Linked DNA regions of Homo sapiens: region 1 is linked to region 2. A link is an interaction called in ENCODE POLR2A ChIA-PET data of the cell type or tissue named here. Cell type or tissue: MCF 10A. All regions are shown on one strand. Links, peaks and the distances in the headings refer to the core of each region. The heading gives the core; the rest is flanking DNA. Region 1 overlaps SNX14 (sorting nexin 14). Region 2 holds the start of LINC02535 (long intergenic non-protein coding RNA 2535).

Region 1 (8,588 bases), core at 450-8,449, 110 kb after region 2:
CCCCCCTGACCCCCTTGCACAGGACAAGATGGCTAGAGTGTATTGGAGTTGGGTATTTCCCTTCTTCCATGTGGAAGGCCAGGGCTGGCTAGAGTTGGTTCTTTCCCTTCCATCAGGTCAGTCAGGCTCTGGTCACTTTCTACTGAGGGTAGGGCCTTGTCAAGAACAGAATGCCCTGACTGATGTATTTCAAAATGGTTCCCTTCTGGCCCCCTTGCCAGAAGCACATGGGGATTTTTCTCCAATATTCACTGTGGGATCTTGGTCAAGGCCCTGGAGGTAAAACTCACAAAAAAAGTGTGGATGGGCTGGGCACGGTGGCTCACGCCTGTAACCCCAGCACTTTTGAAGGCCGAGGCGGGTGGATCACCTGAGGTCAGGAGTTCGAGACCAGCCTGACCAACAAGGGGAAACCCCATCTCCACTAAAAATACAAAAATTAGCCAGGCGTGGTGGTGCAGGACTGTAGTCCCAGCTACTCGGGAGGCTGAGACAGTAGAATTGCTTGAACCCAGGAGGCGGAGGTTGCAGTGAGCAGAGATCGTGTCATTTCACTCCAGCCTTGGTGACACAGTGGGGCTCTGTCTCAAAAAAAAAAAAAAAAAAATGTGGATGGGTAACCCCATGACTTGGTTCCCCTGGAGTTTTTAATCTCTTAAAAAGAGATTTAAAAGGCTGTAGCAATTTGTCAGTTATAGTTCAGGTTTCCCTAGCTCAGCACTGGCTTCTCCAGGGGTTTTGAGTTCACGGGTTTCTGCTGCAGCTAGCTATGATTCTCTCCAACCTTGGGGGGCAGTGGCTTGCCGTATGACCTCACTCTCTGGTGAATCTAAGAGTTGTTTAGTTTTTTTAGTTCATTCAGGTTTTTGCTTGTTACTAGGATGGAGTGATGATGGCCAGGTTCTTATGTGCCAGACCAGAAACTGGAAGTCACCCTTTTCTCTTCTTACTCCATACTTTCTCCCTATGCTTTAGTATCTACTCACACATGGCTCCCATATCTCTACTAATCTATCCTATACCACCTTTTCTCCAACTTTTGAACCTCGGTGTCTAAGTGTTTAACAGACACTTCCTCCTGAGTAATTTATAGGCACTTCTCATTCAAAATGTTCTAAACTAAGAATCACCTGCTTTGATCCCTTGACATTTCTTCCTTGTTATTTCCCGTCACAGTTAAGAGGTTACTACCACTCATTTCCTTAGTGGCCCAAACCTACCAACTTTACAGAGGAGGTGACCATCCTCCTCCTTTGTGATATCTCTGTAACTTGAAAATGCCTCTATTATCACATGTATGTTTTGTCTATATGCCTGTCTTCCTGCTAGACTGACCTACTCAAGTGCATTTTTTATATGCCTTGCATTTTGCATAGTGCCTGGAATATGGAAGGTGCTCAATAAATTTGGAATGAATGAATTCTGATCTTTTATCATACACACTAGTGAGCTATTCTTATGGTGTCGTGGACACAGGCCTTCAATTGTCCCACATGTCACTTTGACCAGTCTGACTATAAGTTATTTTTGAATGAATCTGGCTATTATGTGAGTAGAAACAGCCTTGCCTTAAAGTCCTAATATCTTAGTCTTAGTGCTAACATCTGAAAGAATTATTTAACTAGTGTGTTAATTTTAACTGATCTTTGCAACTATTTGTAAAATGAAAACTCACAGTAAAAAATTAGCTTCAATAATTACTATACATTGTGACCTCAACGGACTGCTAATCTATATGAAATTAAGTTACTTCTTAAATATTACACCTGGAATGTAATTCATCATTTCTTCAAAAGTCTGTTTTGCTCCTTTTTGCTTATCTTGGAGAGAGCGAGGTTCAGTGTTTTCACAGAATATAGCATCTAAAAAAGAGTAAAAAGAAATATTTCTGGAATTTTCATCTATTTATACACAAAGGATTTCCTCATAGTAGAAATACTAATAAACCAAAGCAAAACAAGATTTCTTCCTCTTTAGATTCAATTAAAATCATAGAGTACACAAAATATGAAACAAACACATTAGAAAATACAAACCTCTGAGAAGTGTTATGAGTGAGACCAAACGGTGCTCCTGAAATAGCTGTTCTAGTTTACACTGAAGATAGTAATCAGTATACATTTCCAGGGTGTTTTTAAAGAGGATTCGAGTTCCCATTAAGAGATGATGAAGCCAGTCAGGAACCTGGAAAACTACCCGTCCTGAGAAAGGATCAAATGGGATACCTCATTGTTCCAGATGAATTGGTATTTTTGAAATTTGCCAATGTAGAAAACACAAATGACCATGGTCAATATTTTATTTGTAAACACTAGCAACTTTAATATGATCAAGGCCAATCGTATTGAATTATTATAAAAGGTATCTTCAATTAAAAAGACAGTTATGATGGGGCAATACTCAAGATCATTATTTGCATCACAGAAGAAGTAAGATGAATGAAAAACAAGTCTTAAACCACTTAGATCTTACCTACATACATCAGGTAATCATAGACTCCTTCTACAGTCATCACCTCCATAAAATAATTCTGATTTTGCTTTCTCTCTGTATTTTCAGCACGGTTTGCATTATTTTTAAACAGATCATTGAAAAGCTAAAATAAAAGTTGGAATAATAAAGAGATATATAGTTTATTACATCTGCTGACGATAATCAATAAGGATTAAGTGTCACACAGCAAAGGCATTTAAACTTTTTCCAATCAAAACAGAATATTAGATAGGTTAATATATGCTTCTAAAATTCCCCATTTATGCCCCGAATTGCAATAAAAAATACATGTTCCCCAAAAATATTACATAAAAACTAAAATATTCATTTTAGTTACAGTAGATAATTCATTATCCATTAAAGACCCCTTTGTTTTTACATACCACAAAAGCAAAGTAACATAAAAAGATGTACAAATATATTATTGATAGCTAACTTTAAAACTAACATGATTTAGGCCAGGCGCAGTGGCTCACGCCTGTAATCTCAGCACTTTGGAAGACGGAGGCAGGCAGATCACCTGAGCTCGCAAGTTTGAAATCGGCTTGTCCAACATGGTGAAACCCCATCTCTACTAAAAATACAAAAAAATTAGCCAGGTGTAGTGATGCGTGCCTGTAGTCCCAGCTACTTGGGAGACTGAGGCAGGAGAATAGTTTGAACCTGGGAGCCAGAGGTAACAGTGAGCCGAAATCGTGCCACTGCACTCCAGCCTGGGTGACAGAGCAAGACCGTCAAAAAAAAAAAAAAAAAAAAAAAAACACTAACATGATTTAAAGATTATAAATCACTATAAGTAGAGGTAAAAATCCAGCGTTAGGTGAAATTTATTTGGACAATATTCAAAGCCCACAAAGGCCTAATCAATGTTGGGGTGGGGGGGAACTAAAACAAGATATTAAGAATTAATGGTTGCAGTGAGCCAGAGATTGCACCACTGCACTCCAGCCTGGGTGACAGAGTGAGACTCTGTGAAAAGGGAGAAAGAGGGGAGGGGAGAGGGAAGAGAAGTAAGGAGACTGTGGAGGAAAGTATATTCGATTTTACCTGAAGATGAATTTTTTAAAAGCCTCCTAGAAAAGTATCCTGAGAACAAAGACCATATATTCTATTGGCTCTTATGTCAGATATTATTAACACAGACACATACTTAAAACATTTTTCCCCAACCCAAAAAATAGGAAAAGGGCTCTCCCTTCTGATATATTATTCCCTCTACTCTTTTAAATTTTCAGTGTAATTTTTTTTTTCACTAAAAAACAGTGATATTATATAGTAAGTCTGGAAAACGGGAAAAACAACTCAATTTTGTTTTCCCTCTGTATTTTCAGCACGGTTTGCATTATTTTTAAGCAGAAATCTAAAATAAAAGTTGAAATAATAAAGAGATATACAGTTTATTACATCTGTTGACAATAATCACTAAGGCTAAATAAAGTGACACAGAGCAAAGGGGCATTTAAACTTTTAAATTAAAACTCAACCACCTAATAGTGTTACTATTAAACTTTTGTATATTAACTTGTACTCTCTATATACATAGCCACAAATCAATGAGGTTCAAAAAATATCACATCCTACTTTTTCATTTAGCACCATATCAAATATCTTTATGTTGCTTTATAGTTTTCATAAGCACAATTTCATCTGCTGCAAAACACTCCTTGAATAGATGTTCCTTAAAATAATCATTCCTACAATGTTAGAATTTCATGTTGTTTCCAATTTTTCACTTATGTAAACAATATTTTAATAAACACCTTTACATGTTATAAGCTCTTCTCTTATTTTTCTCCCTGACAAATTCCTAGCATTCCTAGCATGAGTTCAATAGGTTATATTTTGTAACCTTCATGACTCATGAAGTAATAAACCTGAAGAATTTTGTAATTGTTAAAGAAATTAAATTGGTTATAAAAAATCTTCCTACAAACAAAACTGGAGGCCTAGATGACTTTACCAACTCTATCAAATATTTATAAAAAGTCTACCAAAAATAAAAAATGCTAATAAAACTTTGATACCAAAACCTAACAAGGACAGAATGAGAAAGAAAAATTATAGGCTATATTCTACCCATAAACATGAATGTAAACTTCCTTAATCTTTTTTTTTTTTTTTTTTTTTTGGAGACAGAGTCTTGCTCTGTCCCCCAGGCTGAAGTGCAGTGGCGCGATCTCAGCTCACTGCAACCTCCACCTCCCAGGTTCAAGCGACTCTCCTGCCTCGGCCTCCCGAGTAGCTAGGATTACAGGCACCCACCACCACGCTTGACTAATTTTTGTATTTTCAGTAGAGGCAGGGTTTCACCAAGGTGGCCAGGCTGGTCTCAAACTCCTGACCTCAAGTGATCCATCCACCTTGGCCTCCCGAAGTGCTGGGATTACAGATGTGAGCCACTGCACCTGGCAACTTCCTTAATCTTATAAAGGTTATCTATTAATACAAAAAGAGCTACACCACACTATTCGATGGTGAAATAATTAAACAATTTCCTTTCTATATAGCAGTCCTAGTCAGGAATAAAACAAAACTGCAATCATCTGCAACAATTGTGTCAATATAAAAGAATTACCAGATATTACTAAAACTAATGTTAAGTCTAGCAAGACGACTAAATAAAAATTTTCTATCTATATATACAAGTTATAAAATGAAAACATTAATAATATTAAAGATACCATTCAGAGTATTAACAAAAATAAAAGATAGAGGTCCTCTGAGCTTCCATAGCTCCCCATGCTGGGCACTACACCTTGGCACTAAACACCTTCTTGAGGACAAGGAATGTATCCTTATATTCCCAGTGCCTAGCACTCAATCGTAGGCATGTAATAAAATGTTTGTTTAATGAATGGATAAAATACTTTATAAGCCATGAAAGTTAGGTAATGCCATCCAATAAACATAAACACAGTATAGCAATTAATTTCTTATTATTGAAAGTTGGTGACATATAACCTAAGAAAACCACTTTTAAAAATCCCCAAATACAGAAGTGGCATCAGTTTGCAAATATAGTATCCAGAGAAACATTTACCACATTAAAGCAAAGAACCAAGTAATTACACACAATACCCTCTGTATACCGTTCAACTGATTTCCACATAAAGGAAATGTATAGCTCAATCCATTTCATTAACAAAGTATTCATTCTCTCGACAATGAAAAAGTAATCTCAAGTAGGGCAACTTAAAACTTAATAGTTCTTTAATGCAATGTGCAGTACCTTCTTGTTGTTTTCTGAAGTAGGGCTGAGAATGGTCAGTTCTGGTCTACTTGGTTTAGGCTTTGGAGACTCACAAGAATTAATGAAATTCATGATAAAAGGTTCCAAATGCTGACCTTTCTGTGGTGATAGATTATTGTAAGAAAATAAAAAATAAAGGTAATTTTTAGTACATAATCCAGCAAAATTTATCAATATTTAAATATGTTTATGATTATCATGTTATAGAACACACATAAATCAGTTACTCACCTCTTTCATTAGTTTTCCAGGAACAGATTTTATAATTTTCCCTGCAATTAAAAGTAAAACATTATTTTAGGAAGGCATAAAACTCTTCATAATTGCTCACATGAATACTTAACCAGGTAATTTTAAATACGAAATAGCCAAGTTAAAACTGTAAAAGTATTTATGATTGACCATTTCACACTCCATGGAAATTTTCAATAAATATGGTATTCTGAAATATTTATAGATAGAATATTTGGGATTTACTTTAAAAAAATCCAGTGAGGTAAGTGGTGGGAGAAGGGATGGAACAAGCCAAGGGTTGATAACAACGTTGAGTAAGAAGTTTATTACATAATTTTGTCTACTTTTGTGAAAATTTCTATAAGAAATATTTTCAAAGGGTTTTCAGTAACAGTGAATATATAATGGTATCTAAAGATATGCAAAGGTCAGTCAAAAAAAAGTTTTAAGAACTGCCTCAATATTTAAAACTATTTCAGTAGTTTATATTCTGAATTTTAGATTAAGAATTTCTATTCTAAATCCTATGTTTGCCAAAATTACTTCTTGATCTCCAGCTTCCCTTAATTTGAAACATCAAACATCTTGAGATTTTCTCCAGCATTTAGAAATGACTTAAAAATCAATCAAAATTGATAAATACAACTTAAACTGCTTTCTGAACAAATCAGAAAAAAGTAGATTTATGGCAATAGAAGGGGACATTAATAATAAAGAATAAAAATACTGTTTTGTGACAGGCAAACCACCCAACCTTCCCATTTGGCTATTTCTGGTATTTCTGGTTCTCATAACACCCCCTCCTTAGAATGTTCCCAAGTTCTTTAAATTATATGGTTTCATCCTATGCTTTTCTGTCTTCTATGTGTTCTTACTGAGCCAAATTATTTGCTCAATCTGATTTCAAATAAAATTCAAATCTCTAATCTCTGCCTGTCTCCTGGACTCTCCTGCTTTATAAAACTTCAACTGGATTCTATAAACTCAGTAAGTTCAAAACTGCTCTTAATGTATCCCCTATTCCAACAAGTAACAGCATTCATCCAGTTATTTAAATAGAAACTTGGATCATCCCTGATCATTTCTTCTTCAATCAAACCTAGTCAGTAACCAGGAATACCCAATCTCCTAAATGCCATATATAACCAAATATTTTGTCCTCACTTTTTTCCCCCAATAAAAAGATACACAAACACTAAATATTTTGACTCAAATAAATGTATTGATTTGGGTGGGGGTGTGGGTATAGACAGAAGCCAAATGTCTACTTGCATTATTTAACTCACTGATTTAGTTCCATATACATTACTTCAGATTACATCATATAAAATATATTTAGAGGCTAGTCAGGGTGGCTCCACGCCTGTAAGTCCAACAATTTGGGAACCTAAGGTGGAAAGATCAATTGAGGAGTTCAAGACCAGCTTGGGCAACAAAGCGAGATCCCATCTCTACAGATATTTAAAAATTAGCCAGGTGTGCTGGTGTGTACCTGTAGTCTTAGCTACTTTGGGAGGCTGAGGCAGGAAGGATCACTTGAGCCCAGGATTTGAGGCTGCAGTGAACTATGATTGTGTTGGCTGGGCGTGGTGGCTCACGCCTGTAATCCCAGCACTTTGGGAGGCCGAGGCGGGCGGATCCCGAGGTCAGGAGTTCGAGACCAGCCTGACCAACATGGTGAAACCCCGTCTCTTCTAAAAATACAAAAATTAGCCGGACGTGGTGGCACACGCCTGTTATCCCAGCTACTAAGGAGACCAAGGCAGGAGAATCGCTTGAACCCGGGAGATGGAGGTTGCAGTGAACTGAGATCGTGCCACTGAACTCCAGCTGGGTGACAGAGTGAGACTCCGTCTCAAAAAACAAAACAAAACAAAACAAAAAAAAACTATGATTGTGCCACTGCACTCCAGCCTAGGCAATAGTGTGAGACTCTGTCTCTAAAAACCATAATGAATACAAATGAATAAAAAATAAAATATATTTAGAAATATTGCTTTTATACAGTAGTAGTAGTAGTAGTAGTAGTAGCAGTAGTAGTAGTAGTAATAGTAGTAGAGATGTAGTCTCACTCTGTCGCCCAGGCTGGAGTGCAGTGGCATGATCTCGGCTCCCTCCACTTGCCAGTTTCAAGCAATTCTCCTGCCTAGGCCACCCAAGTAGCTGGGATTATAGGTGCACGCCACCACGCCCAGCTAATTTTTGTATTTTTAGTAGAGACAAGGATTCACCATGTTGGCCAGGCTGGTCTTGAACTCCTGACCTCAAGTGATCCACCCACCTCGGCCTCCTAAAATGCTGGGATTACAGGTGTGAGCCACTGCAACTAGTCAATGCTATATTATTTTTTACCTTTTTTTTTTTTTAGATGGAGTTTTGCTCTGTTGCCCAGGCTGGAGTGCAGTGGTGCAATCTCGGCTCACTGTAACCTCCACTTCCCAGGTTCAAGCAATTCTCCTGCCTCAGCCTCTTGAGTAGCTGGGACTACAGGCGCCCACCACCATGCCCAGCTAATTTTTGTGTTTTTAGTAGAGACAGGGTTTCACCATGTTGCTCACACTGGTCTTGAACTTCTAAGTTCAAGTGATCCATCTGCCTCAGCCTCCCAAAT
Region 2 (8,588 bases), core at 263-8,262:
TTTCAGAAACACTGCTTATTTCTCAACACAAAGTCACATATCTGGAAGAGTTACACCTATTTCTTTTTATACCACTATTCTATTTAACCCGTTTACTACACAGTGTTTAAGGACCAATTCTGGAATGTTCTAGAATACAGATCATGGCTATTTTGCTCCCTGGTTCTGTTTGGGAGACTGTCGAAATCCCTGGGTATTGCTGTAAAAGACAAAAGGCAATGTAGCAAATAGCTATCAAGAAGCTTTCTCAAACATTTCTCAAATATTCTTTACAAAACATAGAGTGACTTGTCCAGGTTTAAATAGTAAGTCAGTCCTCAGGCTGGAAAAACAACTTGGAATTTGTCAAGTTTTCCAAAAGCCCAATCAAGAAAGGCAGGTAATTAACCACTCACACAGCCCACATCCGGGACCCTCCACCTAACTAACCATTCCATCTGTGCTTCTATCGTGTTTTCTTTACTCCTGCAAATACCATGACTTTATGTTTCCACAGAGCTGTTATTCCAGGAGAACCACGGGTAGTACAAACAACTCTGTGATTCTAAATAACTTCTCTTTGTCCCTCACTGCTTTTCCCAAACACCGTGGGTGGTAAAAGTAAAGGCCCATAATTTTAATGCCAACATGTAATATTTTTAATCAGGCTACAGAATTCACACAGGAATTTCTTGGGGGAATGGCAACCTTTGCATCTTACATTTTTCCACATTAATAATGATAAGATTAGCCTAAAATCAACTAATAAAAAAGGTAAGAGCAGTAATAGAAGCCAGAATTGCTTATTAATTCTTATCAATTCCAGTCATGTTGTTTTGCAATGTCTTTAACACCTTAAATTAGAGCAAACTTTCCCAGATCAGGCTCAGAATCTTCAATGAAGCATTAAAATTTGACCAGAGCTTAGTGCAGAGCCCTACTCAGAAAGAGGGCTTAATAAATAGGAACAACTCTGGGAAGATTGTGTATATTCTCAAGACTGACAACTAAACCAAAAATGACAATCTCCAGTGAGATTTATTTCAGGACAAAATAAAGGTCTGAAGTTTCCTTGGGATTAAAATTTTTAATTGTTCCTGCCTAAAATGTTTCTTTCAAAAAAAAAAAAAAACTGGATTAGGGCACTAAGCTTTATTTAGGTAAACTGTGATCTCCTACCAATTTTATTCACAAATATAAAACAGCCTGAGTAGCGCCAAATATTCTCAGTACCCAAGTTTTACAGCTACCTTCCAAGAACAGAATTTTCAAAGCCACATGAAAACCAGCAAGCTCAGGCCTTTTGGTTGTGTACATTTTTAAGAAGCAGAAGAGAGAGGGACGAGGACCTGAGAGCACAAAGAGAGTAAAACAAAAACAAAGTTTAGTACCAGATGCAGACTCAGGAAGGCCTGAGCGCTATCCAAGTGGGAGTTTTGAGTGATCCTCAGCAACTGTGAGGACCTTTGAAAGGTTTAAAAATATAAATTGTGGCCACTAAAAAAAATATGTTCACAGCTGCTTCAGGAATAAAATAGTATATATTGCACTGAATAGACTCAGACCCTTACACACAGCAGACTTTCACCTTGTGGGTCCTTTTCTATTTCCTCGGGGGCAAACAGGAAGTCATTTCTGTCCTTGCTCTCAAAGTGGTTACAGCCTAGCTGGGGACTGAACTGAAACATACAGGAAAAGAAAGTGAACCCCTCCAAACAATCCCAGCCTGGAGGACTTTCAGACTAGACACACCTAGAGGGAAGGGGCCGAGTCAGTTGCTCACCCAGACTTTCCAGTCTCTGAGGGAGCCTGACTCCCCTTAATTGCCAGTTAACTGAGAACCATTTCCCTACCAATGAGGACCCTAGTGTGCGTGTCATGAGAGTTTTCTTTTGACAGTGCAGTTTAAGTGCTAAATAAACAACTGCTTTTATTCATTGTTATTACTATTTGTATTTGCTTCCTTCATTAGCAGTATCTTCCTAGAGGAAGAACTTCCTGGAGGTTAGGAAAATGCCCTGTGACTCCCACCTGGAACTGAAATCCACTTTCCTACTGTTGTAAATAGAACTTAGGGGATACTGAATACTAATTAAATGTTATTATTTGCCATCAGACTACAACTATAACAGATAATGTTCTTTGAGACACTGAAACCAGAATTCCTGACAAGGTCAACTTTACAGCTGGTTGGCAGACACACAGGAAACATTTGGAGCCACATCCTTGATTACTAGTGTCTACCAATGGTTAATAGGAACCAGACTGGTGAAATAGGCAACATGTGCTCAAAGTCACCCAGAGGAGGGGACAACACAGAGGCTGAAACCCAGGCCCCATCTTGCCCCAGGACAAAACCCTGCTTCTGTGACTACAACCACAGCCTTAGTTTTCTTTGCATGAAAAAGCCTCTAGGGGCCAAGGCCATGGTCCAGGGGGCTGTGCTGCTTACAGGAGGAAACTTTCTCTAGTTCCTCTGTCCTGAGAAGGCACAGAGAATTAGGTGAACCTGGCTCAAGTCTCCCAATTGCACCATCTTGAATGAGCCTTGTATTCTTCCTGTGAAAGATGTAACATCAAGATACCTTCATTTGCTCTAGCTTCTGTACAGGGGTTCCACTGTACACCAACCCAGAAGCAAGATCTACCCCTCTTATTTTCCACAAGAAGAAAGCCAGTCTCGTGAGCACATCATAATCATGGTTGTTGGGTTGAAGATGAGTGACCTTGGGGGTAAGGGTACTTTCCACAGGACAACCCAGGGCCCAGCTCTCCTATTTTTCTTGCAGAGCCAGCCCCATACCCGGGCCCTGGTCTCCAAAAGCCCTAGCCCAGCCATCACCCTGTCCACTGCACAGCAACTTTGGGAAGGCCTGTCCAGCCCTGTCCTCAGCCTGCTTCTCTCCCATGGGCCAGCCCTTGTCCTTTCCAGTCCTTTCCAGAATTCTAGTGAATAAGATGTCTCCACACAAATGAATAATTCAGTAAGCACGTGGCGCGTAGCTGACACTTACCAAATATTGGTGGAATATGCAAGGGAGGGAATGAATACATGAACAATTGGAGCCTCGTCATGTGTATTACCTAAGAAAGCTGAATTCCGGGTTGAGGTGGAATCGAGTGTTTCTGCAGCCTCTTTCAAAATAGACAAGTCAGCACAAGGCATCTGGCTCCTCAGCAAACTTCCTAATCATAGGAAATAAAAGGTTATATGGCACAGAGGTTACCTACAGGCTGGAATGTTTTCTAAACAAAAGAATAAAACACCGTGCCTGTGAAGGAAAAGCAAAGCTAGAGCCAGGAGCCAGGGAAGGGTCCTTGGTAAAGAAGACTAGAGTGTCATGCCTTTGACAAGGAAAGAGAAGGCCAGCAGACCAGATGCCTGTCACTGAAGCAAGTCCCCTTCCTGCTTCACTAGACCCCCATGGCCAGCCTTGTAACAAGGCACAGAGACGTGGCTTTAGCTGTGAATCGTCACATTCAAGGAATGTACATCTCCAACTCCAAAAAGAGCCTGCCTCCCTGACTTCACTGAACAGCAAGTCTCTGCTTTCCTCAAAGTCTCAGCCTGGGCAGGAACAAGCTATTCTCACACCTCCAGTTGCAGCCCCTAAAACATCATCTCTATCTCTTGGCACAAAGAGAAATGGTAAAAATATCCACTTCACACCATAAGACTGTTTGCCAGAAAGAATAGAGTTTTACCCACCCTTCATTAAGTATGTTTTCAAATGTTACTCTTTCCCTCTCTGCTGGGTATGAGTGAATCACATCCTCAGGAAATACCACTGGGTATGTAAATTAGCACTCTGGAATGTCTTAAGACATGAAGTTAGTTCAGCTGACTCCCTGGTTGTATGTGGCTTTGAAATGAACACTTAAAGCCTTTAAACAGGTATGACCTTGTTTATGAATTATGTTATGAATTAGTATTCAAGGTGGGTAATGTTGGTGCTCAGGTGTTTGTCCAGGTAAAAGGCAAATCAGCTTAATGTAAAGCCCTTACTCCACGGTTTTGACACACGTGCTATTGCCTAAATGAATGAATCTTGCGGACCACTTCTAAGGCTGGTGAATGAAGTCAAAGAAGTCAAAGCAGGGGGGGACCCAGCTTTAGGAAATAGCATGGCTTATGTTACCCTTAAACCACTTTTGTTTTAAAAGAAAGATAATAGGGACCTAACAAAGAGAGGCTGTGTGTCCTTAGAGCACCTTTTATCAATGTACCAGGAAAAAGAGGTTAAGAACTCTGAATCTGGAGGTTGTCAGGCCTCTGAGCCCAAGCTAAGCCATCATATCCCCTGTGACCTGACGTATACATCCAGATGGCCTGAAGCAACTGAAGATCTACAAAAGAAGTGAAAATAGCCTTAACTGATGACATTCCACCACTGTGATTTGTTTCTGCCCCACCCTAACTGACCAATGTACTTTGTAATCTCCCCCACCCTTAAGAAAGTTCTTTGTAATTCTCCCCATGCTTGAGAATGTACTTTGTGAGATCCACCCCCTGCCCACAAAACATTGCTCCTAACTCCACCGCCTATCCCCAAACATGTAAGAACTGATGATAATCCCACACTTGGCTGACTCTCTTTTCGGACTCAGCCCGCCTGCACCCAAGTGAAATAAACAGTCTTGTTGCTCACACAAAGCCTGTTTGGTGGTATCTTCACACGGACGCGCATGACAGAGGTAACTTTAAGAGAAGGAACAATATAATCCTTGTATGTTCAAGCTATTTGCTCCTGTGTTCCAGCCTTGATGGAAGAATCGGGCATCACTGTGGGGGCGGTGAGTCAAGCTGGCTGGCAGTGCTTCAGGAAATCGGGTGTGAGGCCTGTCTATGCTATGCAAATAAATAATACTCCCAGACGGAGGCAGGATTTTCATTCAATCTTCCGGAATTTGTATGAATCTTAGACCTAAAAATGATGGGCAATGAAGCTGAGTCACAGTATAATCTGAGTGGATCCTATAAACTCAGTTACTTCACTCTGTCTTTTGCTTGTATCAGCCCAGAGAGATCTTACTGCAAACCTAGCTGAAGGGCTCTCAGAAACCAGAACACAGGAGCTCATTTGTGCTTCCGAGTTGATGGAAGGGAATCACAGGTGTCAGTCTTGATTGGGCACAGAGAAAACTCACACCAAGTTACAAGAGGAAATTTCATTTGTTTCTCTAAGATAAAACAATACATCCCTCCAGATGCTAATTTATAAAATGTCATTGCACTCAATGTTTTTTCAGTCCAATTCAAGCTTGTGGCTATGAATTCAAAATAAACAGAGCTGATCTGGGGAGCCACAAAGCTTTGCAGAGAAAAACAAACATCAGTTATTGTTAAGGGAAAAACCACACACATCTTTGCCTCAAATCAGAAGAAAGGTGAGGCTAAAAGCCAAGTGGTTTAACGTTTGAAAACTTCCTTTTTCTAAGGGCGTGTTTGTTTTAATAAGTTAATACTTGATATGCCTGTGCAAAGTCCAGGATGGACAACTGCCCCAACTCTAACCAGACAATGTCTCCTCTGTGGGCCAACCCTGATTCTGACTTGGGGAAATCTGGGGGCTGGGGAAGCCCTGCTCTGTGCAGACAACCTCCAAAATCCCTCCTGCTTTCTGGCCTTTCTCCACCTGAACTGCCCACTCCAACACAACTTTATCCACTTGTTCTCTTCAGCAAGAAACTCCTTCACAGAGAAACCACCAGCCCATTCAGCCCCTTTGTGGGGAATATGAAAATGCACCTCACAGCACCACTGACCCAGGGTGCCTCTGAGAGGCAGGGAGCACCCTGTAGCGAGCCAGGTAGGGCTCCTCTCCCCTCAGAGGGTTACAGCCTACACACACATGAGCCATGCCCCATCCTCATTCTCCCCCTACTCTAGATCGAAACCCAGCTTAGGAACCACCTTCAGCATGTCCCATGTCATCTGGAGCTTCATCACTTCCAAAGAGCCCCGGTGACAACTTCCTAATCTCATCCTGGCTAGAATGCTGATAAAAATGTACTAAGGGGAAAACCCAAGCCTGGGCCCTTCTTGCTCAGACCTTTTTTTCTATGTTGTTCCTTTTTAATTCTAAAACAATGCCTGTTTATTGTGCAAAGCCTAGCCTACCTCTTTTTAATTTGGGATCAAAATTAAATAGAAACTTTGGGCTTTTTTGTGTAATAGATCATACTTATTTTCCCATGACATTAAAAACTTTTTTGAAACATAATGACAGCATAATATTCCCTTGCATAGAAATACCTTAAGAGTCCCCCTGACACTGACTGTGATATGTTCATTTATGCATTACCCATTATTGCCTGTGATTTGGGGTTTTAGCCATTGTAGGAAAAGGCAAGGAGTGATTAAACCCTTCTTAAGTTATCCTATTCTGTTTCTGTCTGGGGCCCTGACTGACACAGCAAAAATGTGCAAATGCAAATGCCCCTTTAATTATAGCAGGACTGTGTGATACACCTACAAGCAGGGCAAGCCCCAGGTTTCACAGACCATTTTGCTTTTTTCCAGTCCTTTGAGTCCTAGAAAAACAAGTTAGAGAATGTGTCAGCCCATGATACACACTGTGTGGATGGGACAAATGATGTGCTCTACAAGCACATGGGAAGGACAGGGGCAACTAATGGATTCCACAGGAGATGGAACCCCTGAGGCCACATCCCTGAGGGTAGGAAACATTTCAGTGGCGTGAGACAGCCCGCACCTGGATCAGAGAGCCTCTCTGCCCATATTAAACAAGATCAGACACAGCCTGCGACTTGCAGCCTGTTCTGTCAACACAACAACTTCTACCAAAGGTAGGTATGTGAGATCCAGCACTTCATTTATTCATTTGACAAATGTTTGTTGAATATTTGTTGATTTACTATCCTCTACGTGCCAGATCATGTTCTAAGTGATGATCTCATTTTCCAGCATGCCTTTCGTCTTGGTGGTACTAAAAGCAAGTGTCTCTCTCTCACACACAGACACACACATCATCATCATCATCATCATCATCATCATCATCTTTGGTTCCCACCTTGAAAACCACATCTTTCATCTTCCACTACTCAGGACTCTTCCTCCTCATGAGTTTTCTGTAAGATACCCAATATCCCACTCTGGCAAACTCCTAACTTTCATCCATCTCATTTCCTCACTCCCATAGGACCTTCCCTTCCACCCCATACAGACATGGGGACTTCAATCCTCCATTTATTTCCATTCATCTTTTCCCTCCTGGATCTCCTCCATTCCTTGCTACTGCCCCAGTTTCCTAACTGGCCTCCCTGTTTTCAGTGTCTCTGAAATTCAAATCATTCTCCACCCTGCCATCAGAGGATGTATCTAAAATTACCTCTGCTCATACTGCTCCCCAAAATCTTAGCAAAGCATAAACATCTTGAACTCGCTCCCCTTCTTCAAACTTGACGTGATCCCTGAGGCCTCAGCAACTGTGGCTCCTGTGTTCTCCTGCCCATGGTGTTCTTTTCTCTCCCTGCTTTGGTGACTTCCCATTTGACCATACAATTCCAGTCTGTCATCACCTCATCCTGGTGGGTGAGGCTGAGGAAGAACTTAAAAGAGAAGAAATATTTATAGAGGGAGGATTTTATGTTTCTCTTGCAAGTTGAGCCCTCTCCTACAGATCACCTACATTGGCTAATGCTGCTCTTGTGGGCACAGAGTCTTCCAGAAATAACCATGATAGGTGTGAGGTTTTGCCCCTAGCCAGCACAGGTTGACATGACATGTTCCCAGGGCAGAAGACAAGTGACCCAGTTGGCTCTGCTGCATCGCTACAACCAGCACCCTGGTTCTCAAGCCCACCGTCATTTGCTACATACTGGGGCAACTCTTCTCTACCTGAAAATGCTTCATGGATTTGTTTGCTTGTTTATTGTATGCTTTCCCCACTAGAGCAGGGTCTATCATTTATTTATTTATAGCACTTAGAACACTTTCAGAAACATAGTGGTTCGATGAATGTTGCCTAAATGAAGGCAGAAGGAAAGTCTCCTAACTCTTCATACAATCACTAAGTCATCTGTGCTCCAGGCTGGAGAGGCCAGGGAAATTTGGGTTAGATACTCAAGTTCAAATCAGACCACATCATTTTGCTTCTCAGAAGTTTCAAATGCTCCTGGGCTTCTAACTGGCAATGGTGGAAATGCTACCTCTTAAAATGCAAACCTCTTAACAGGGCAGGGGAAGGTCCTTGCTCTGGCCCCTGCTTGCCATGCTGGTGTCATCTTTCACCACTCCTGGGCTCACATTTTATCCTCCAGAGCACTGAGGAGCTGTTGCTTCTCCCACATATCCTATGTCCCTCATTCCCTGATACGGCTCACACGGTCCCCTTCCCACCCTTCCCTGTTCTTTTCATCTCTCTCAGATCCACTTATTCTTTGAGGATTCACTCAACTCATATCTCTTATACCAATTATCACCTCTCATCCCTAGTCCCCAACAAGTTTGGGAACTTGCTCCAGATCTTGGGAGAGGCTTTAGGGAACTTACGAGGCAGGCTTTTTTTTTTTTTTTTTCATTTTGTTTTGTTTTGTTTTTGTTTTGAGACAAGAGTTTTGCTCTTGTTGCCCAGGCTGGAGTGCAA

The links. ChIA-PET counts read pairs that join two places held together with the same protein. Peaks named below come from ENCODE experiments on the same cell type or tissue, not always from the same donor. Only the 100,000 strongest peaks of a DNase experiment are listed, where the experiment ranks them.
Region 1: POLR2A ChIA-PET joins it to region 2 with 6 read pairs; 3 of 35 experiments call an interaction of 5 or more read pairs at or near these places.

Annotation. Positions count from the first base shown.
Region 1 is chr6:85,512,034-85,520,621 of GRCh38, forward strand. SNX14 (sorting nexin 14) reads right to left here. Exons shown (of 29, transcript NM_153816.6): 22 at 5,975-6,015; 23 at 5,723-5,842; 24 at 2,473-2,596; 25 at 2,037-2,201; 26 at 1,767-1,862. Among named protein-coding and RNA genes, the nearest start is that of NT5E, 66 kb to the left of the region's middle. In MCF 10A, for the core only: no CTCF peak of the experiment used is centred there; no DNase peak of the experiment used is centred there.
Region 2 is chr6:85,400,049-85,408,636 of GRCh38, forward strand. It overlaps LINC02535 (long intergenic non-protein coding RNA 2535), which reads right to left and starts at 4,754. Exons shown (of 4, transcript NR_134633.1): 1 at 4,629-4,754; 2 at 4,207-4,326; 3 at 3,064-3,165. RefSeq lists an enhancer at 3,081-3,873. In MCF 10A, for the core only: no CTCF peak of the experiment used is centred there; DNase peaks (open chromatin) are centred at 3,063, 3,763 and 4,823.